Linked DNA regions of Homo sapiens: region 1 is linked to region 2. The links are chromatin loops, found by intact Hi-C in ENCODE. Cell type or tissue: natural killer cell. All regions are shown on one strand. Links, peaks and the distances in the headings refer to the core of each region. The heading gives the core; the rest is flanking DNA. Region 1 holds the start of LINC01359 (long intergenic non-protein coding RNA 1359). Region 2 overlaps JAK1 (Janus kinase 1).

Region 1 (17,752 bases), core at 9,525-12,024, 130 kb after region 2:
GTGATAATTAAATCATGGGGGCGGGTCTTTTCCATGCTATTCTTGTGATAGTGAATAAGTCTCAGGAGATCTGATGGTTTTAAAAATGGGAGTTTCCCTGCACAAGCTCTCTCTTTGCCTGCTGCCGTCCATGTAAGATGTGACTTGTTCCTCCTTGCCTTCCACCATGATTGTGAGGCCTCCCCAGCCATGTGGAACTTTGAGACCAACTAAAACTTCTTCCTTTTGTAAATTGCCCAGTTTCAGGTATGTCTTTATCAGCCACGTGAAAATGGACTAATACAGATGTTTAGGACCAAACTTAACTAACAATAACTACAGCACTTAAGTATGATGAACATGGTAGTAAATTTGATTCATTTTTCTGCAGTTTTCATTTCAATACTCATTTGGGATATTTCCCTTGTAAATCTTCCTATCTTTTGTTTTCTCTCCTCAGGAATGATTTTTGGGGTCCACAGAAGACAGTGCCCTTCACTGGGTTAAGTGATGAGATCTAATTTCATCATGACCTTGAAGGCTCTATAAATCACTTTCTCCTGTTGCTATGTGAACAAAGTCCAAACCTTCTCAGCATGACATAATAGGCTGTTTCTTTGCCATATGTCACTGCCCTCCTTCTCAGCTCTACTCTCAGTGCAAGCACATAAGATAACTCACATGTGTTCATTTATTTGAACACATACCTGGGCACCTTGTTTCTGTATAGGACATTCCCCTTGGCTCTCTCTTTGCCTTTCTCATCCTTCCTCAGTACTCCCCATTAACTTCCTCTCACTTCTCAATCTGTTGGTCTCAAGAAAGTCAGGCTGGGTGCAAAGGCTCATGGCTGTAATCCTAGCACTTTAGGAGGCCAAAGTGGGAGGATGGCTTGAGCCCAGGAGCTCGAGACCAGCCTGGGCAACATAGGGAGACTCCATCTCTACAATAGAAAAAATTAACTGGGTGTGGTGGCACATGCCTGTGGTCCCAGCTTCTTGGGAGGCTGAAGCAGGAGGATCACTTAAGCCAGGGAGGTCAAGGCTGCAGTGAGCCATGATCACACCATTGCACTCCAGCCTGGGCAACAGAGTGAGACCCTCTCTTTAAAAAAAAAAAAAAAAAAAGTCTACTGGTTCTTCAGGATCCTCCCCAAACTGGGTGGGCACCTGGCTGCCCAAAGCTTTCTCTAACAGTATCTACGGCACCTTGAACTACAGTGTATTTTTTTCAGGTCTGTGCTATAATGTATCCATCTCTATATTCTGGCATGTCTGGCATGTGATGGGCACTCAAGCAATTTTTGGTAAATAAACATTATAGAAAGTCTGGGAAAATACTGGGGGTTGGGGGAGAGAATCATAAGTTTTTTTTTTTTTTTTAAGATGGAGTCTCACTCTGTCAACAGGCTGGAGTGCAGTGGCACGATCTTGGGTCACTGCAACCTCTGACTCCCTGGTTCAAGCGATTCTCCTCCCTCAGCCTCCCGAGTAGCTGGGATTACAGGCATGTGTCACCATGCCCAGCTAATTTTGTATTTTTAGTAGAGACGGGTTTTACCATGTTGGGCAGGATGGTCTTGATCTTCTGACCTCATGATCCGCCCGCCTTGGCCATCGTAAGTCTTAAAAGATCATTGTAGGGCAATCCTTATTCCTGAACCCAGCAATACCACTTCCAGAAAATCTACCCATGCAAATAATTGAGAATGTGTTCAGGTATAGTTACAGCCTGGCAAGATGAGTCCTGCCTGTAATCCCAGATACTTGGGAGGCTGAGGTGGGAGGATCACCTGAGTCCAGGAGGTCAAGGCTGCAGTGAGCCATGATTGTGCCACTGCACTACAGCTTGGGTGAGAGAGACCCCATCTCTTAAAAAAAAAAAAAATAACTACAAAGCTGCACACTCCAGTCCTGTTTAAATAGCAATACTTCCGGACACAATTTTTAAGTTATTCAATAGGGCTTTGGTTAAATAAATGTACAATGGAATACGAAGTAGTGATTTAAAAACACGTATGGAAAATATTTTTCCATGATATTTGATTCAAAGGAAAAAGGTGACAAAGCATTGTGTTCGATGTGATTACATATAATGCTATACATCAGATTGTTAACAGTGGTTTTCTGGGTGGTGGGATTTCCATTTATTTTCTGATTCTGGAAAAAATCTGATTTTTCTGCAATGAATAATAATTATTTTTGTGATTTTTAAAAAGGAGGGTTTTTTTTTTGGTGGGGGGGCGGTTGGATTTTTGTTTTGTTTTGTTTTTGAGATGGGGTCTCACTCTGTGGCCCAGGCTGGAGTGCGGTGGCGCCATGGAAGTTTTTGTTTCTAAAGGGTCCTTTCCTTTGGAGCTCCAACTCTACTAAGAGGCCATTCATATTCCCAACATTCCAGGGTGCCCAAAGGAAAGACCTGGCCAGTTATTTCAGCATCAATTCACAAAATGGGGCGTTGGAAGGGGAAAAACAGCTGCTCTAGTTGGGCAGTGATTATTAAACCCCTCCCAAAAATGGAGTGGACAATTTCCAAGATCTCATCATGTTAGAAAACTTTCATTCGCCGATTTCACTTTTCAAGTGAATCCTAAAGCCTGTTTCCTTAATCTTCATAATTTTGGACATTCCACAGCCCGACCCACGCGTTTATCTTTCACTGGGCTGCAGTGATTCCCCTTGTTACCAAAAGGGGCCCAGCCTCCGCCAGCAGAGGCCTCCTGCGGAGCTGGGGGCGGGACCTCTGGGCTGGGTCCCCCTCTCCCTGTGCGCTGGCTGGCGGCGAGTGCAGTGACTGATTTCCTCTGCTCGCCTTCCCGGAGGTCCCCACCCACGCCACTGCCAACGCTCGGAGGAAGTCACGTTCAGGCCCCAGAGCTGGTCTGAATCTTCCAGGAGGAAAAGAGGGGGTGCATGTGTGCGTGTGTGTGTGGTAGTGTGTGTGTTGTATGTCTAAGAGGTAGCAAGTGTGTTTGTGTGCGTGATATGTGTGTTTGAGAGGCAGCAAATGTGTGTGTTGTATGTGTGTTTGAGAGGTAGAAAGTGTGTGTGTGGGGGGGGGGGTATGTGTGCCTGAAAGGCAGCAAGTGTGTGTGCGTGTGGTATGTGTGTTTGAGGGGCAGCAAGTGTTTGAGTGTGAGTGTGTGGTATGTGTGTTTGAGGGGTAGCAGGAACCCTAGCTTGGTGTCTGTCAGTAACTAGATGGTGATGCAGGTAAGTGATTTTCCCGTTGAGTGGATTAAATTCCTAGTCTGTCAGAGAGGGTGTTGACCTAGAATGACTGCGCAGGTCTCCTGTCCAGTGTTAAGGAGCGTGAGTGCCCTGATGTCCCCAGGAGTGCTGCAAAAAGAGCAAAATGGCATATATCAGGCGTCCCCGAGATGCTGGCATCTATGTTAAAACTATCTTATTTCATCTTCCAACTACTCCTTACAATAGGTGCCCTGATCCCAATACAAGATTGAAAACTGAGGCTCAGAGTCTGCGGTATGCTGTCCAATATGTATGTATACACAAACACACACACGTATATACGTATGTTTGTGTGTATATACGTATGTGTATATATGCACATATATGGGTGTGTATGTATATATTTTACAGCCCATTTGGGCAAATGAGTGAGCCCCAGCCAGAAGCAAGCGCCCCCGCTGCCCCTGGGCAGTGGGCTCGGTACCGCCACGCACCCGTCCTATGTGTTACCTGGTCGCTGCTCACTGGAGTGAAAGCCATTTAGTGGCTGATCCAAGGGAAGTATGAGCTAGTGGCATGTCGAGACAAACCTGGATTTGATTCGCAGCTCTGCCTTCTGTTTGACTACAAGCAAGTAACAAGCTTTTGGAGCCTGTTTCCTCACTTCTAAGTGACGCTAATTATAGTATGTACATCACAAGGATAGTGACATAAGTGATGACTGTGACCAAACTTGGATCACCAAGCCTGCACCCAGGGAGCGCTCAGTAACGCAGCGCTGAGGAGTAGGCCACCCCGGAGGGCTCCAGGTTTCAGCGCAGGCTTCCGCGGAGCCAGCTGGATGCGTCACCATCCGAAAGTGCGAGCCTGGCCGGCGGCGGCGGAGGCGGGGGCACCGCGCAGTTGGAAGCCCGGGCGCTCTTACCGAAAGCGCGAGCCCGGACTTCCCCGCCACGATCGATGTGGCCAGTCTGCGCCTGCCGCAGTTCCCGCTCGCACCCCGGCCCCTCGCAGAGTCCCAGGAAAGCGCTGTGGCGGGCGGGCAGTCTCTGCCCCCGGGAGGGGACGCACGCACGCGCTGCTCCTTCCAGGTCCCGGCGGGGAAGCGATGCTTTCTTGGCCCGGGCTTGGGGCCAGCGGGAACCGGGCTGTCCGGCCGCGCCGTCGCGCCTCGCACGGCGTGAGACAACCTAGCTTTTTTTTTTTTTTTTTTTTTAAGAAAAGCATTGGCACCGCAGCAGCCTCCCCCGCTTCTTCCCTACTAGGACGCCCGCCTGACTCGCCCCATTGCACAATTCTTACCGTGGAACAGCCGCGTGACTCGGCGGGAGCCCAAAAGTTTCCCAGGTTTCCTCAGCCTAGAAAAGCGTGGGTGGGTGTCCCGGCCTGGCTCCAGGCGCCCTTTAAGTTGTATTTCTTCGGGTAACTGGGTTGCCCTTTAAAATGTGGAGATTGTCCTTTAGAAAGAAAGAAAATCTCACGAGCTCGCTGGCCCGCCAGGTCTAGGTTGGCGCCGGGTGACTGCAATGAAACGCGTTTCTTTTCCCATGTACATTTTCAGACGGTAAAAGTGTTTCGATTTGTTTGGGGGAGAAGTCAGGCGCTGGTTTTAAAGGAGGAAGGGGAATGATGCTTAAAAGCAGAGACACGATTTGGAGCTCTCCAAGAATCATAGTGTTTATTAACAATGATTGTGCTTAGTAGACACTGAGAAAATATCGAACGAATGAGTATTTGGAGGAGGGATTTAAATGGGTGTCTATAGGCCAACGCTTTCATTCTGCTGATGAGAAAACCTAGAGGTTAAGTGATTTGCCCAAAGTCACCTAGCTAATTAATGTGGAAGGCAGGAATGGAATCTGTCTCGTTTTGACTCCAAATTCTTGTTATGAGATGGGTGCGTTTTCCCCTCTTTATGAAAAAAAAAAATGCCTTCTGTAGTAATCTCTGTAAAGCCTTACTCCACTCCCTCTGTCTACGCATCTAAAGCAAACATACAAAACAAAAAAGAAAACAGCAATCCCCAAATGCAATCCATGCACTCAAATAGGCTAAATTTGGCAATGCCAAAACAATATATTAACAAGGCATTTTAGTTCTTATTCCTATAAATAACACTTTTTTGTTTTGTTTTGTTTTTTGAGACGTATTCTCGCTCTGTCGCCCAGGCTGGAGTGCAGCGGCGCGATCTCAGCTCATGGCAACCTCTGCCTCCTGGGATCAACTGACTCTCCTGCCTCAGCCTCCCGAGTAGCTGGGATTACAAGTGTGCACCACCATGCCTGGCTAATTTTTGTATTTTAGTAGAGACGGGGTTTCACCATGTTGGCCAGGCTGGTTTCAAATTCCTGACCTCAGGTGATCCACCCGCCTCAGCCTCCCAAAGTGCTGGGATTACAGGAATAAGCCAACCTGCCTAGCCAATAGTACTTTCTTATTCACACAAAATATGTGAAGAAAAGGAGGAAGAGGAGGAGGAGGAAAAACAGAATAAGCAAAACAGTGCTTCTCCAAGATGATATGGAAAATACCAAGCTCCCACTAACCTTACTTTTGTAAGTAAGGTGTTTGGTGCTCTGCATAGAAACTGCTGGACTCGTGAGTGACCATCAGGGTTGATCTAAGATTGTCAGTTATTTCACTCAGGCTTTGACTGGATTTGTTGCTCATCTTTCAGAATAGACAGATGCAATCTGTGCAAACACAAGGGACTTCAATGACAATCTTGCAAATAGCTAGACAGCTTTTGTCTTTGACGTTTCTAGGCTGACCAACTATACCAAATGTCTGATTTAGGAACCAAAATTGCAAAACAAGTAGATGTGAAGATCAAAGGAATCAAGACTATAAGTAGGGATTATGACTAAAAATTCTTTTACGTGTTGTCTGTGGTGTTTCCACAATAATAATTACAATGTGGTTATAATAATATAATCCAAGTACAACTTCTTATCCAGGAAGAAGCTGGGACTTCCAGTGATGAGCAGACCAGAAGACCAAATTGTGAAATGTCTCATTTCAGCCAAATACCTTCTGAAATGGAGACAATTCTCATATTTCACTCTGCTATCTTCACTACCCTTTATTTCTGATATCGTGAAGGTGGGGATGTATACTAATGTCTAAAAATTTTTGAAATTCTAAGAGGCTAAATAGAATCTGCTAATTTTAGTTTGATAATCCACAATATTCCTGAAATCAAAGCATCATCTCCTATATTTTTCCCATACTGTGATTTCTAGTTTGTCATTATACCAGGCTACTGAATCTGAACTCAAGAAACAAACAAACAAACAAAAAGCATTTTATCAAACGAAAACTGTAAGACCAGCCTGGCCAACATGATGAAGCCCCATCTCTACTAAAAATACAAAAATTAGCAGGGCATGGTGGCACGCACCTGTAATCCCAGCTACTGGGGAGGCTGAGGCAGAAGAATCACTTGAACCCAGGAGGTGGAGGTTGCAGTAAGCCGAGATCACGCCATTGCTCTCTAGCTTGGGCAACAAGAGCAAAACGCCATCTCAAAAAAAAAAAAAAGTGAATTTTCTGTGGTTATTAGAGGCTGGGAAGGGTAGTGGGAGGGGAAGATGATGAGAGGTTACATAACAAATACAAATTTACAGCTGGATGAAAGGAATAAGTTCTAGTGTTCTATAGCACTATAGGGTGCATACGGGTAACAATAATTTAATGTATTTTTTTCCAAGAAGCTAGAAGAGAGAATTTTGAATGTTCACAACACAAATAAATGATATACTTTCAAGGTGATGGATATGCTAATTACCCAGATTTGATCATTGCACATTGTACACATGTACTGAAATATCATTGTATCCAATAAATATGTACTATGTCAACTAGAAATAAGAGGGAAAATCAATTAATTCTTTAAAAATATGTGAGTTATCTCCAATTGACCTATAGATTTGATTGCAATTCCAATTAAAATCCCAGCAGACTTTTTGATGGAACTTGACAACTTAATTATAAAATGTATATGGAAGTGCAAAGGGCCAAAATTAGCCAAGATGGTCTTGCAGAAGAATAAGTTATAATAAGATGATCTTGCAGAAGAATAAGTTGCCATTCCAGATATTAAAATTTTAAAAGTCATAATAATTAAGATAAATATAATTTGTGAACTCTCATGCTCAGACACCAGTCACACCCATTTTAGGACATCTCACAATTAAATGTTTCACTAACCTTGATGTCTACACTAATATAGAAGTAAACAATAAATATGGGCTTTCTAAGCAAGAGAGATTTTATCTCTTCACATAAGTGTGAAGAAATAATATAGAAGTATCTGTTCCTTATAATGGAGAGTTGAGTTTGGTAAACTCAAATTGTATTTGGTAAACTAATTGATGAATCTCTTAAGGTTTTTTGAATAGTTCACTATGTCATAAACTTAGCTTTCCCATCCACACAGACTGAAATATTTTACCAGACAGTATCTGAATTTGAAAATATCTTTAGGTCTAGGTGATTTGCTTCATGGCTTTTCTTTAATTAAAACGGCTTCTATTGTTTCTTCTTTTTTATTTTTTAAAGATGTGGTCTTACTCTTTTGCCCAGGCTGGAGTGCAGTGGTACTCTCATAGCTTACTGTAACCTTGAGCTCCTGGGTTCAAGGGATCGTCCTGCCTCAGCCTCCTGAGTAGGTAGGACTACAGGTGCTTGCCACAATGCATGGCTAATTCGTTTATTTTTTGTAGAGATGGGGTCTTGCTGTGTTGAACACCTGGCCTCAAATAATCCTCCTGTCTTGGCCTCCCAAAGCACTGGGATTACAGGTATAAACCACCACACCCAACCCAGTTTCCATTCTTAAAGGGGAACTCATATATCTGATTTCATATTTCCCTTTCTCAAACAGGGGTCTTATTTTGTTGTTTCAGTAGCAGGTACTTACCATATTAGCTGAACCTGTAGATTCACTGAATTACGCCTTGTATATAAAATATTTTATCTTCATAATATTTACGTTGATTCATCCAGACATTATTAAATAGTAATGCACTCAATTTAATAAGCTAAGTAAGTTTTGTCATCTGCCTTAAAAAGTTCCATCTAAGATGATTAACATTTTTAAAAGGAAAAAAATGTTAATCCTTATCTTATCTACAGTTCCTGTTTGCCCAGTAATGTCAGATAATCATGATTTTGAAACAAAGTGATGAAAATGAGTAGTTTAAGTTCCAACTGAGTGGACCTAATAGCCAAGCAAACAAGTTTAGCTTGGGGCTTGGGTGGTCAAGGAAGCCTTCACAGATCAAAAGTAACTGGATAAGCGCTTAAAGGAAGACACAATCAGACTCACTTTTATGAATGTAAATAGGACAAAGACAGCTTCAGGAAGCCCAGTATCTGACAGAACCCAAGGCAGGCCTGTAGGTGGGTTCCCGAAAGGAAGAAGATCCGGGTGCCATACTGGAGAAATATCCAGACTTGGTCTCTTGTCTTCTCTCTGTAGGTCTGTCTTATTCTTGTTCTTTGTCAGGCAACTTTGGCTGTGTGTCTGGATCCCATGGATCAGATAACCACCACATCACTCCTGTGGTGACCCGAGTCTGGTCACCTGGAGAGAGGCTGACCCCTACTCTTATTTCTTTCTTTGTTGTTTTTTGTTTTGTTTTGTTTTGTTTTTTGAGATGGAGTTTCATGCTCTTGTTGCCCAGGCTGGAGTGCAATGGTGCAATCTCAGCTCACCGCAACCTCCACCTCCCATGTTCAAGCAATTCTCTTGCCTCAGCCTCCCAAGTAGCTGGGACTACAGGCGCATGCCACCACGCCCAGCTAATTTTTCTGTATTTTTAGTAGAGACAGGGTTTCTCCATGTTGGTCAGGCTAGTCTCGAACTCCTGACCTCAGGTGATCCGCCCACCTCGGCCTCCTAAAGTGCTGGGATTATAGGTATGTTTTTTTTTTTTCTTTCTGATACAGCGTTTTGCTCTGTCGTCCAGGCTGAAGTGCAACAGCATGATCTTGGCTCACTGCAACCTCCACCTCCTGGGTTCAAGTGATTCTCCTGCCTCAGCCTCCTGAGTAAGTGGGGCTACAGGTGCACACCACCACACTCAGCTAATTTTTGTATTTTTAGTAGAGACAGGTTTTACCATGTTGTACAGGCTGGTCTCGAACTCCTGACCTCAGGTGATCCGCCTGCCTTGGCCTCCCAAAGTGTTGGGATTACAGGTGTAAGCCACCATGCCTGGCCTCTTATTTCTTATTTCTAAGTTCCCAGGGAATTTAGATTGTGATTAGCACAGCTTGAGTTTGGTGACAACCCCTGATCCAACCAATTGGGATTAGGGTAGAAATCCAGGAAGCCACCCGTATGGGATGGACAGACCACCCAATGATCACCCAGTACGGAAGTGTAGGAGAGAAAAGCCCAGGGGAGCAGGAAAGCAAGGAGAAAAGCCCGGGCAAAAGCCTGAAGGCAGAAATGTGTATGGTGTGTCCTAGTAACATTGAGTAGGGCAATTTGCAGCTTGATACATATGGAATTTATGCAAAAGTACTAAGAGATTAAATTGGAGAAATAGTTTGAGGTCACATTAGAGAAATTCCTGAATGTCAAACTAAAAGGTTTAAATTTTCTATGAACTTCTTTTTTTTTCTTTAAGAGACAGAGTCTCACTGTGTTTCTCAGGGTGGTCTTAAAATCCTGGCCTCAAGTGATCCTCCCACTATGGCCTCCCAAAGTTTGAAATTACAGGCATGAGCCAGCATGCCCCACTGACTTTTCCTTACAGCTGTACAGGTTCATATAATAAGTCCTGCTCCCCTTCCCCTTCCCCTTCCCCTTCCCCTTCGCCTTCCTCTTCCCCTTTCCCTTCCCCTTCTCCTTCTCTTTCTCCTTCTCCTTCTTTTTTATGACAGGGTCTCACTCAGTTGCCCTGGCTGGAGTGCAGTGGCATGATCACAGCTCATTGCAGCCTCAACCTGCCTGGGCTCAAGTAATCCTCCCAACTCAGCCTCTCAAGTAGCTGGGGCTACAGGTGCATGCCACATGCCTGGCTAATTTTTAAATTTTTTGTAGAGACAGGGGTCTCCCTATGTTGCCCAGGCCGGTCTCAAACTCCTGGGCTCAAGCAAACCTGTCTTGGCCTCTAGAAGTGCTGGGATTTCAGGCGTGAGCCACTGCACATGGCCCTTGTAACAAGTCTTAATTGAAAATATATTCACAAAGTCTTTGAAGGTTAGGAAATATATTTAAATGCTTATGTTCACTACACAGTTGTTTATAATAAAATGTTAGAAACAACCGGAATGTCCACCGACAGAAGAATGGTTAAAGCATCTATGGTATAGCCATCCTATAGAATTTAATATTAAATTAAATTAAAAGGAATGATGTAAAGCTATAATCACTAAGATGAAAAGATCTGTTAATTACAGAAAAAATCAAGTAGAATGATATGCATAGTTTGATTCCATTTATGTTAAAATATTTCAAAAATGCATAGCTTTTAAATAGGCAGAAACATTTCTAAAAAAACATTCATGAAACTGCTAAAGTGGTTTCCTCTGGGGAAGGAAGTGGAATTGATGAGCAGGTGGGGGTGGAGGTAAAGAGTGACATTTACATTTTATGACATATGTTACATGCTTAAAAAGAAAAAAGTACAAATGTATCATTAAAAATTAAATTACATCGGGAAACTTACTGGAAATGAAAAATAATTAAATTAGGAAGAAAGTTAATTCCATTTTCAATAAGACAGGGAAAAGGACATGTACCTAGTTTCAAAATTAGAATAATAATACTGCCATTTCTGAAGTGGCTTGCAGTTTACAATTAATAACTAACACCTGCTATGATCCAGACACATGTTTAGCCTTTTACATATGCTAACTCATTTAATTCTCACAAAGACCCTATCAGATAAATACTGTTATTCTCCCATCTTACTGATGAGGAAACTGAAGTACAGAGAGGAAGAGTTACTGGCCCATGGTCACATTGCCAGTAAGTGGCAGAGCTGGGATTCTGGCTCTTACATCTCAGGTCTTGATCCCCTTTGCTAAATTACACTTATGCAAAAGCATTTTTGTATTGACTCCTGTGCCCTCAAGCACCTACTGTCCCCCATGTCACATGAGAGAAAACTAGGAGCTCTATCTTAGTGTACTGCAATGGATTATTTTCATGTTCATGTACCCACTAGACTTTCGACTCCATCATGCAAGGAATCCCCATTTTGTTGCTGATATATCCTAGTTTTGTACTTTGGCACACAGGAAGTGGGCAATTTTGAATGCTGTGGTGGTTTAAATTGTCCACAAATTTTTTGGCACTCCCTTTAAGAGGAAGAGTCTAATTGCCCTCCCCTTGGGTATGGACTGGATTTAGTGACTCACTTCTAATGGATAGAATAAAGCAAAAGTGACATTGTGTGACTTCAGAGACTAAGACATACAAGGCACTGTGGCTTCCTGTTCTCTCTTATGCTTGCGCTCTCTCTCGCACGCTCATTCTCTCTCTCTCTCTCCCCCTTCCTCCATCCATCCTCCTGCCCTCAGAACACTTGCTCTGAGGGAAACCGGCTGCCACATCATGCAGAGAGGCCTATGTGTTGAGAAACTGAGGCCTCCAGCCAACAGCCAGCAAGAAACTAAAGCCTCCTGCTAATAGCCACGTGGGTGAGCTTGGAAGTTGATCCTCCGGCCTCAGTCATGCCTTCTGATGACTGCAGCCCAGCTTTCCTCTGGACTGTATCGTCCAGTTAAGCTCCTACCAAATGTATAACCTTTAGAAACTGTAAAATAATAACTGTTCATTGTTGGAAGTCACTAAACATTGGGGCAATTTGTTACATGGCAATAGATAACTAATACAAATATTCTTTATTTAAAAAAATAGGTGGCCAGGCATGGTGGCTTACACCTGTAATCCGAACATTCTGGGAGGCCAAAGCTTGAGGTTGGCAGTTTGAGACCAGCTGGGCAATATAGTGAGACCCTGTCTCTTAAAAAAAAGTAGTAAATAAACTAGCCAGCCGTGGTGGCATGCCTGTAGTCCTAGCTACTTGGGAGGCTGAGGTGGGAAGAAGCTATTCTCCCACTTCAAGGCCATCCAGCCACTTTGTGGCTGTAGTGAGCTATAATTGCACCACTGCACTCCAACCTGGGTAACAGAGACAGATCCTGTCTCTAAAATAATAATAATAGATATGTTTATATTCACAACTTGAATATTTATGAAACATATTAATGTGCTTTTTTCTTTTTCATTTTCATGTATATGATCTTTTCTTTAGTAGACCAAAAGCATTCATTTGCCTGGGGGCAGTGTGTGGAGGGTGGGATTAGAACTGTCAAAGCAAAAATTTTAAAAGGAAGAGTTAAAAATCAGCTTCTGGCTGGACACGGTGGCTTATGCCTGTAATCTCAGCACTTTAGCAGGCCGAGGCGGGAGGACTGCTTGAGCTCAGGAGTTTGAGACCAGCCTGAGCAACATCATGAGACTTCATCTCTACAAAAAATGGAAAAATAAGCTGGGTGTGGTAGTGCATGCCAATAGTCCCAGCTACTTGGGAGGCTGAGGCAGGAGGATCACTTGAGCCCGGAAGATCGAAGCTGTAGCAGCCTGGGTGGCAGAGCAACACCCTGTCTCAAAAAACAAACAAACAAACAACAACCAACAAAAAACAAAAAACCAGCTTCCGATATCCAAAATAGGACTTTTCATTGAAATAGTTACTTAGAAAGCCAGAAAAAAGGTGAGAAAATATATTTTCCAGATTCCTTTTACTACCACTGACATATCGAAGGTTATACCTGGTAAACTAGATCATAGTTTATTTTATAGTATAAGGAGACATATTTTTTCACCTGTGATGACTAGACCACTGAGCTTGCTGTCCCAGGATGGAGCAAGGGTAGGACATTGAGGAAGTAGAATGTCTGAACCTCTTCCTGTTCTAGTGGATGGCAGGGAGAAGAAGGGGAGTGGAGTTAGGAAAACTAGGTAATGAAAAGTTCTCTTGATCCCAGGAGTAAATCCCAGGGAAGGAAGGTGTTTCAGACTGATTGAAGGCTAAGGCCTGAGGGGCTTCTCTTCTGTTTCCCATTTGGGATTCCAGAAGGAAATCGCTAGTTAAGGTGAGTCAGCAGTACAATTGGGTAGGCCCAGAAGAGGAAAGAGAGCAAAATAGAGTAGTCAGGAAAAGAGGGCCCAGTTTGGGCGCCTGTTAGCTCCTGTGTGGTGTGAAAGGCACTCAGATGTTCCTGCATCTCTGATGGAAAACACAGAACCTGGCTCAGCTGAGAGACAACAGCTCTGTCATGGGGAGGTTGAAGTGACCCCACAGCAAAGTGGAGAGGAAGTTGTTGAACAGAAGCTGTGGCAGAGACTCAAAGAGGCCTATAATGCTGGTGAGAACTATGGTGGCCTGAGTCATCTGAGGTCTGAGGTCTGAGGTCCTGACCAAGTAGAGAAAAAGGACCATCCTAGGAAATACCCCAGCTACTAAGCAAAGATACCAACAGAAGACCATAAAGAGCACCCGTGAGGCCTTAGTGGACACCAGTCCAGGAGCCAGCCTAGGACAGCTCACCTCAGTCACCTGACTATGGAAACTGACAAACTAAGAATGTTAGATTGAAGATAGAGTATCAAATATTAAAATAATTATTAGAAATAAGATTAGAAGTATCAAAGTACTAATAAGACAGTAAGGAATTAGCAGGACAAAATCTAAGGTATACTGAGTACTGAAGCCACTTTTGCCCTGAGGACATTTGCCAATACAGCCAATTTGAGCCTCTATCTCCTAAGAAGGAAAGTACAAAAGAAAATTCACCAAATTAGCTAGGCATGATGGTGTGCACCTGTGGCCCCAGCTACTGGGGAGGCTGAGGCAGGAGAATCACTTGAACCCAGGGGTTCAAGGCTGCACTGAGCCATGTTTGCACCATACCACTGTACTCCAGCCTGAGTGACACAGTAAGACCCTGTCTCAAAAAAAAAAAAAAAGGCCAGGCACGGTGGCTCACACCTGTAATCCCAGCACTTGGGGAGGCCAAGGCAGGCGGATCACGAGGTCAGGAGATCAAGACCATCCTGGCTAACACGGTGAAACCCCATCTCTACTAAAAATACAAAACTGGTTTAGCTGGGCGTGGTGGCGAGCACCTGTAGTCCTAGCTACTCTGGAGGTTGAGGCAGGAGAATGGCGTGAACCTGGGAGGCGGAACTTGCAGTGAGCCAAGATCGTGCCACTGCACTCCAGCCTGGGTGACAGAGCAACACTCCGTCTCAAAAAAAAAAAAAAAAAAAGGCCGGTGCAGTGGCTCACACCTGTAATCCCAGCACTTTGGGAGGCTGAGGTGGGCAGATCACTTGAAGTCAGGAGTTTGAGACCAGCCTGGCCAACATGGTGAATCCCCATCTCTACTAAAAATATAAAAAATTAGCCGGGCGTGCTGGCATGCACCTGTAATCCCAGCTACTCAGGAGGTTGAGGCAGGAGAATCACATGAATCAGGAGGCGGAGGTTGCGGTGAGCCAAGATCATGCCACTGCACTCCAGCCTGGGCAACAGAGCAAGACTCTGTCTAAAAAAAAAAAAACAAAAAAAACAAAAACCGAAACAAAAAAAGAAAATCCATCAATGGAATTGGAATTCAAAGGCTACATTTTCCCCAAATTTCTACCCTAAAGGGACTGCTGCTGACCAGTACAATGAGGAAACAATTTCATCTCTGAAAATTTGTAATCACTTGCTGGCATTATTGAAGTTATAACCACAGGGTGGTCCAAAAGAATTCAAGCCACAAATTTCATTTAATTTGGTGCCATATTGATGACGTCCCTAGGAAGCAAAGGAACAAATACAAATCCATTTTGAGAAGTTACCCTCATCCTGGGCCTCAATGTATTTACACAAATAAGTTTTCAAGGTTAACAAGCAGTACTGGTAAAAAAAACAACTAAGCATACATAATAAGCATCACGTATGAGAGCTAGAAGAAATGAAAGAGTAGAAACAGAGTCAAAAAGATTTCAGATGCTGGAATTATCAGACACAGATTATAAAATTATGCCTACTATTGTTAAAGAAATAAAAGATGAGCTTGAAAATATCTTCAAGATACTGGAAACTACAAAAAGTGACCAACAAATTTTTAAGAACAATAAAATTAAACTTCTAGAAATAAAATTTACCATTACTGAGATTGAGAGCAAAACAAAAACCAACAGCTTAACAGCATATTACATACAACTGAAAAGAGAATTAGAGAACAAGAAGGTTGGGTCACAAGATTTTACAGAATGAAGCATAGAAATTTAAAGAAATACAATATATGAAAGAGAAATTAAAATTCATAGAAGATAGAGTGAGAAAGTCTAACATATATTTAATTAGAGCACTAGAAGACCAGAGATTATATGGCAGAAACAGTATTTGAAGAAATACTGGCCTAAACTTTTCCAGAACCTATTAATGAAATTAATTCACATACTCAAGAGGCCAAACAAATCCCAGGAAGAAAGGTGGGCAGGAGAGAAGGAGAAGAAGAAAAAGAACAAAGGAGGGAAGGAAAGGGAAAAAAGGAGGAAAAGGAAAGAAGGTAGAAAGAAAAGAAAGAAAGAGAGAATGGGAGGGAGGGAAAGGAAAGGAAAGAAAGGAGAAAAAGAAAGAAAAATTCTCACTCAAATTCATCACAATAAAACTAATGAACATCAAAGGAAAAAATTTGAGGTCAGGGAAAGTGTGGAGATCATTATCAAAGGAATGGCAGTGAGATGGACCACTAACTTCTCAGTAGCTGCAATGGAAGCCAAATGACAATACAATAACACACTCCATGGGTTGAAAGAAAATAATAAATAATCTATTATTCTATTCTTTTTTTTTTTTTTGGATATGGAGTCTCTCTCTGTCGCCCAGGCTGGAGTGCAGTGGCGCGACCTCGGCTCACTGCAAGCTCTGCCTCCCGGGTTCACGCCATTCTCCCGCCTCAGCCTCCCGAATAGCTGGGACTACAGGCGCCCGCCACCACGCCCGGCTAATTTTTTTGTACTTTTAGTAGAGACAGGGTTTCACCGTGTTAGCCAGGAAGGTCTCGATCTCCTGACCTCGTGATCCACCCGCCTCGGCCTCCCAAAGTGCTGGGATTACAGGCTTGAGCCACCGCGCCCGGCCCATATTATTCTATTCTTAGTGAAAAAAAATCTTTCAAGAATGAGGGCATAGTATTAATATGTACATTTCCAAAAACAAGTAGAAACACAGAGACTTTGCTATTATCCAGACCTTTGTACAAAGGAATTCAGAAGGGTGTCATTCTGGAAGAAAGAATGAGATCCTAGATGGATGCTCTGAGGTACAAGAAAGAATGAAGAGTAAAGAGAGTGGTAAATATATGAATAAATCTAAACAATGCAAAATTGTGCATAACACAGCATTAACAATGTCATATGAGATGAAAAAGTAAATAAATACACAAAAATAAAAGCATGCAAATTAAGAAGAGAGTCAATGAGGTTGGTGTTTAGTTTTTGTGGTATTTAGCACAAGAAAAACATTAGTGACTAACTTTTTACTTAATAGGTGATATATACATATAAACATGTTAGGCTAAACTCTAAAAAATAATAAAGACAGAATATAGCCTATAAACAGAGTTAAAAAAAGGAATAAAAATAATACAAAAAAGAAGAGAAAAAGAAGTATATAAAAGTGAAGCAAAGAGAAAGCAAAATGTAAAGTGATAGATTTAAAATATTAGTAACTAATATCAGTTAATTAAAATGAATAAAATGTAAATGGATTAAATACTTCAGTTAAAAGACAAAGCTTCTCGGACTGGAGAAAACTTATAGATATTCAAACAGGTTGAAATTTTAAAACGGAAATATAACTCCAAAAGAATTGGCATTTTTATGTTAATAGTACACAAAATAGACTTTAAGCCAAAAATCATTATTGAAAACAATTTGGCAATTCCTCAAAAAGCTAAAAATAGCATTACCATATGGCCCAGTAATGCCACTCCTAAGTATTATATATATATCCCAAAGAATAGAAAGCGGGGACTCAAACAAGTACTTGTATACCAGTGTTCATTGTAGCATTATTTACAATGGTCAAAAGGTGGAAACAACCCATGTACCAACCAGATGTATGAACGAAATGTGGTATATACATACAATGGAATATTATTCAGACATAAAGAGGAGTGAAGTTCTGATAGATGCCCCATGGTAGATAAACCTTGAAGACATATGCTAAGTGAAATAAGCTAGATGCAAAAGGACAAATATTGTATAACTACACTGACATGAAATATCTCAAATAGGAAAATTCGTAGAAATGTAAACTAGACGCAAGTTTGTCAGGGGCTGGGGAGAAGGGACCTGGGGAGTTTTTACTTACTAGTTACTGAGTTTCAGTTTGGGGTGATGAAAAAGTTTTCGAAGTAGATAGCGATGGTAGTTGTATAACATTGTGGACCTAAGTAATGCCACTAAATTGTACCCTTAAAAATGGTTTAAATGGGCCGAGCATGGTGGCTTATGCCTGTAATCCTAGCACGTTGGGAGGCCTAGGAGGGCAGAT
Region 2 (2,500 bases), core at 1-2,500:
GCAGCCCAATGACTCTGCAACAATGACCTTTGCTTACAAACTGAGTGAGGTTTATACCTGCTGTGCTGATGGCAAGAAGCTTGGCGAAGAGAATAAACAATATAAACCAAATCTCAAGGGGAAAGGGAGAAAACAAAAAAACAAAGCCTTAAAAAAAACTTTAGAACCACTGATTTACATCTAGGTGTTCTGATAATTACAAACACACTTAAAGCTGCTGTCTAAAGATGGTTATTTGTACACATTGCGGCCTAGTCAAAATAACTTGACAATATTACTGGATTTTTCCCACTAATAATCTATACACCTCAGCCCATTTTATTCTGTGTCAGGTTTAGTCAGTAAGAGCCTACTACGCTCTTCCCCATACCATAAGCCTCTCCCCTTTTCCTGAAACTCTGGTGTGTGAAGATTTTAGGCAGAAAGACAAATATCAGAAAGAAGGTAGGTTTTCTAAACAAGCTGTACTACTAACAAGATAAGCAATTCTTAAAATAACCAACCTATCCCCTCAGAGTTGTTCTGAGGGTTAAAGGTGGGATAAGTAAAGTAGGGATCAGGCTGTACGGCATCATAAATGGCTACTTCATCATCATAAAACGAGTTGATAGAACCTTTTTAAAACAGCTTTGAGATATAATTTACATATTATAAAATTCACCAATTTTTAAGTGTACAATTCAACAGATTCTAGTGTATTTACTCAGTTGTACAACCATCATCACAATCCAAGTGGATTAGATCTGTGATTTAACTTAATTTCTATGATTTAACTTGTCATTTAAAATCAGGCAAGCAAAAACTGCCAATGTCCTCAAGTTCAAAGGATGAAAGGGACTTTGGTTTCCCACCTTCTGAGGGCAACAGGCTAACTTTAAGACAACTCTCACTTGAAAGGAGAAAAAAAAGCTTGTGTTGTTGAGAGCCTCGTCCTTTTCACAACTTGGGAACTTGACTAAGCCACAAAGCAACACTCAGCTTCTCACTTCAACTCAGCACCACGCATGGGAGGGCAGTCACGGCAGCAGAAGGAGGGGTCAAACTTTTTAGGAGAAGTTTCGAATAATTATTAAGATATTGAGATACGCTACTTGCTGAGCAGGGACTTAGTCCCAGGTGTTTTACGTAGCACCTCATCTAGTGCTGATATTATTCCAATTGTACAGATGTGGGGAAATGAGAACTGAGCCTGGATCCACAGAAGTCAAGCGTCATCCCCTGGTATCTTATAGTTCATTAGTGACGGAGCAGAAAGAAGCCACTCTGCAGATGAAGAAAGTGAAAAGCGAAACCCTCAGAATTAGAATCACTGGCCTAAGGTCACGTGCAAGTGGCAGTGGCAGAGGCAGGGAGGAACCTGACTCCAGAGTCCACAACTCTTTCTGCCCAGCAGCGCTACAAGGGGCAGAGACCCCCAGATCTTCTGAACTAGTGTGTTGGTGAAACCCCCAGCCCTGGGCAGCTGCCAGTACTCACGGCATGCCTGTGCAGCCCTGATGCACAGTTCCTCTGCTGTGTACTCTCCACTGCCCAGCCGGAGGGGCTCCCTGTCCGACAGATAGAAGATCACTTCCACCCCTGGCTCAGGGGCCTCCAGGTTCACCTCAGTCTTCTTGGAGCTCCTCATTTTAGCACAGAAAGCCATGGCATTGCAGTCCTCTTTTATATTTAGATACTGTTGTGGAAGGAAAACAAGACTATGTGGTCACTCTATGTGCTAAAAGTTCTTATGGCAAAAGGGAGTGTTCTGAAGGTAAAAAAGCAGAAACATTTGGTGTTGGTATTGGATACGTACCTCTCCCCTGCCCCTTCCCTTCCTGGAAACCAAACATGTCAGATCTCATAAGAGATGAAACCATGGAAAATAATTATGCATACTAATTAATGAATTGTAATTTATTAATTATGTATTTTTGAAAATATGGTCAGACCATATTTTCAAAAATCAGAATAATTTTAGACATGGCCTGAATTTATTTTCTCCATTTGCACCCAAGTTGTAATTGAAAAATGTAGCCCATTCTGGAACCAACAATGTTAAAGGACTGATTATTAGTTACAAATTCTGCTGCTGTTTCTACTGGAATCACATAAGCTTTGAACAGACTTATGGCAAGAATCAGCATTTTAATTTCATGTCCATCTCCCACTAAAAAGCAAGCATGGTGAGGGCATGAACCGTATCTTATCTCTCTTCACATCCCCACCTGAGACACTGCACACAAAATGATGACCAATTCATGTTCATAAGTCACATGGAAGGGCCATAACAATTAATGAATGGAGCCTGGTTCCTACCACCCCAGGAGGAGCGGCAGGACTTTGACGCAGCACCAGGAGGGCAGGAGGAGGCCTTACTTTGGAACAGTTAGAAAACCCTGGTGAAAAGTGCGTAAGTAAGTAATTCACATAAGCACCCTCCAAAGGGAGAGCACCTAGGGCCAAAGAACCAACCTCAGCAACTTAGCCTTGGGCAAGGCCAGAAAGGAGGAAAGAAATG

The links. Peaks named below come from ENCODE experiments on the same cell type or tissue, not always from the same donor. Only the 100,000 strongest peaks of a DNase experiment are listed, where the experiment ranks them.
Region 1: it touches region 2 in a loop (2.1-fold over the local background); 11 of 110 quality-filtered maps call a loop at or near these places.

The regions. Positions count from the first base shown.
Region 1 is chr1:64,998,649-65,016,400 of GRCh38, forward strand. It overlaps LINC01359 (long intergenic non-protein coding RNA 1359), which reads right to left and starts at 3,828. Exons shown (of 7, transcript NR_119383.1): 1 at 3,681-3,828. It also overlaps a transcript of JAK1 not described here. RefSeq lists an enhancer at 3,844-3,923 and a silencer at 4,054-4,193. In natural killer cell, for the core only: no CTCF peak of the experiment used is centred there; a DNase peak (open chromatin) is centred at 10,733; H3K27ac peaks cover 295 bases.
Region 2 is chr1:64,881,801-64,884,300 of GRCh38, forward strand. JAK1 (Janus kinase 1) reads right to left here. Exons shown (of 25, transcript NM_002227.4): 3 at 1,477-1,675. Among named protein-coding and RNA genes, the nearest start is that of JAK1, 83 kb to the right of the region's middle. RefSeq lists enhancers at 955-1,134, 1,455-1,624. In natural killer cell, for the core only: no CTCF peak of the experiment used is centred there; DNase peaks (open chromatin) are centred at 951 and 1,251; H3K27ac peaks cover 2,500 bases.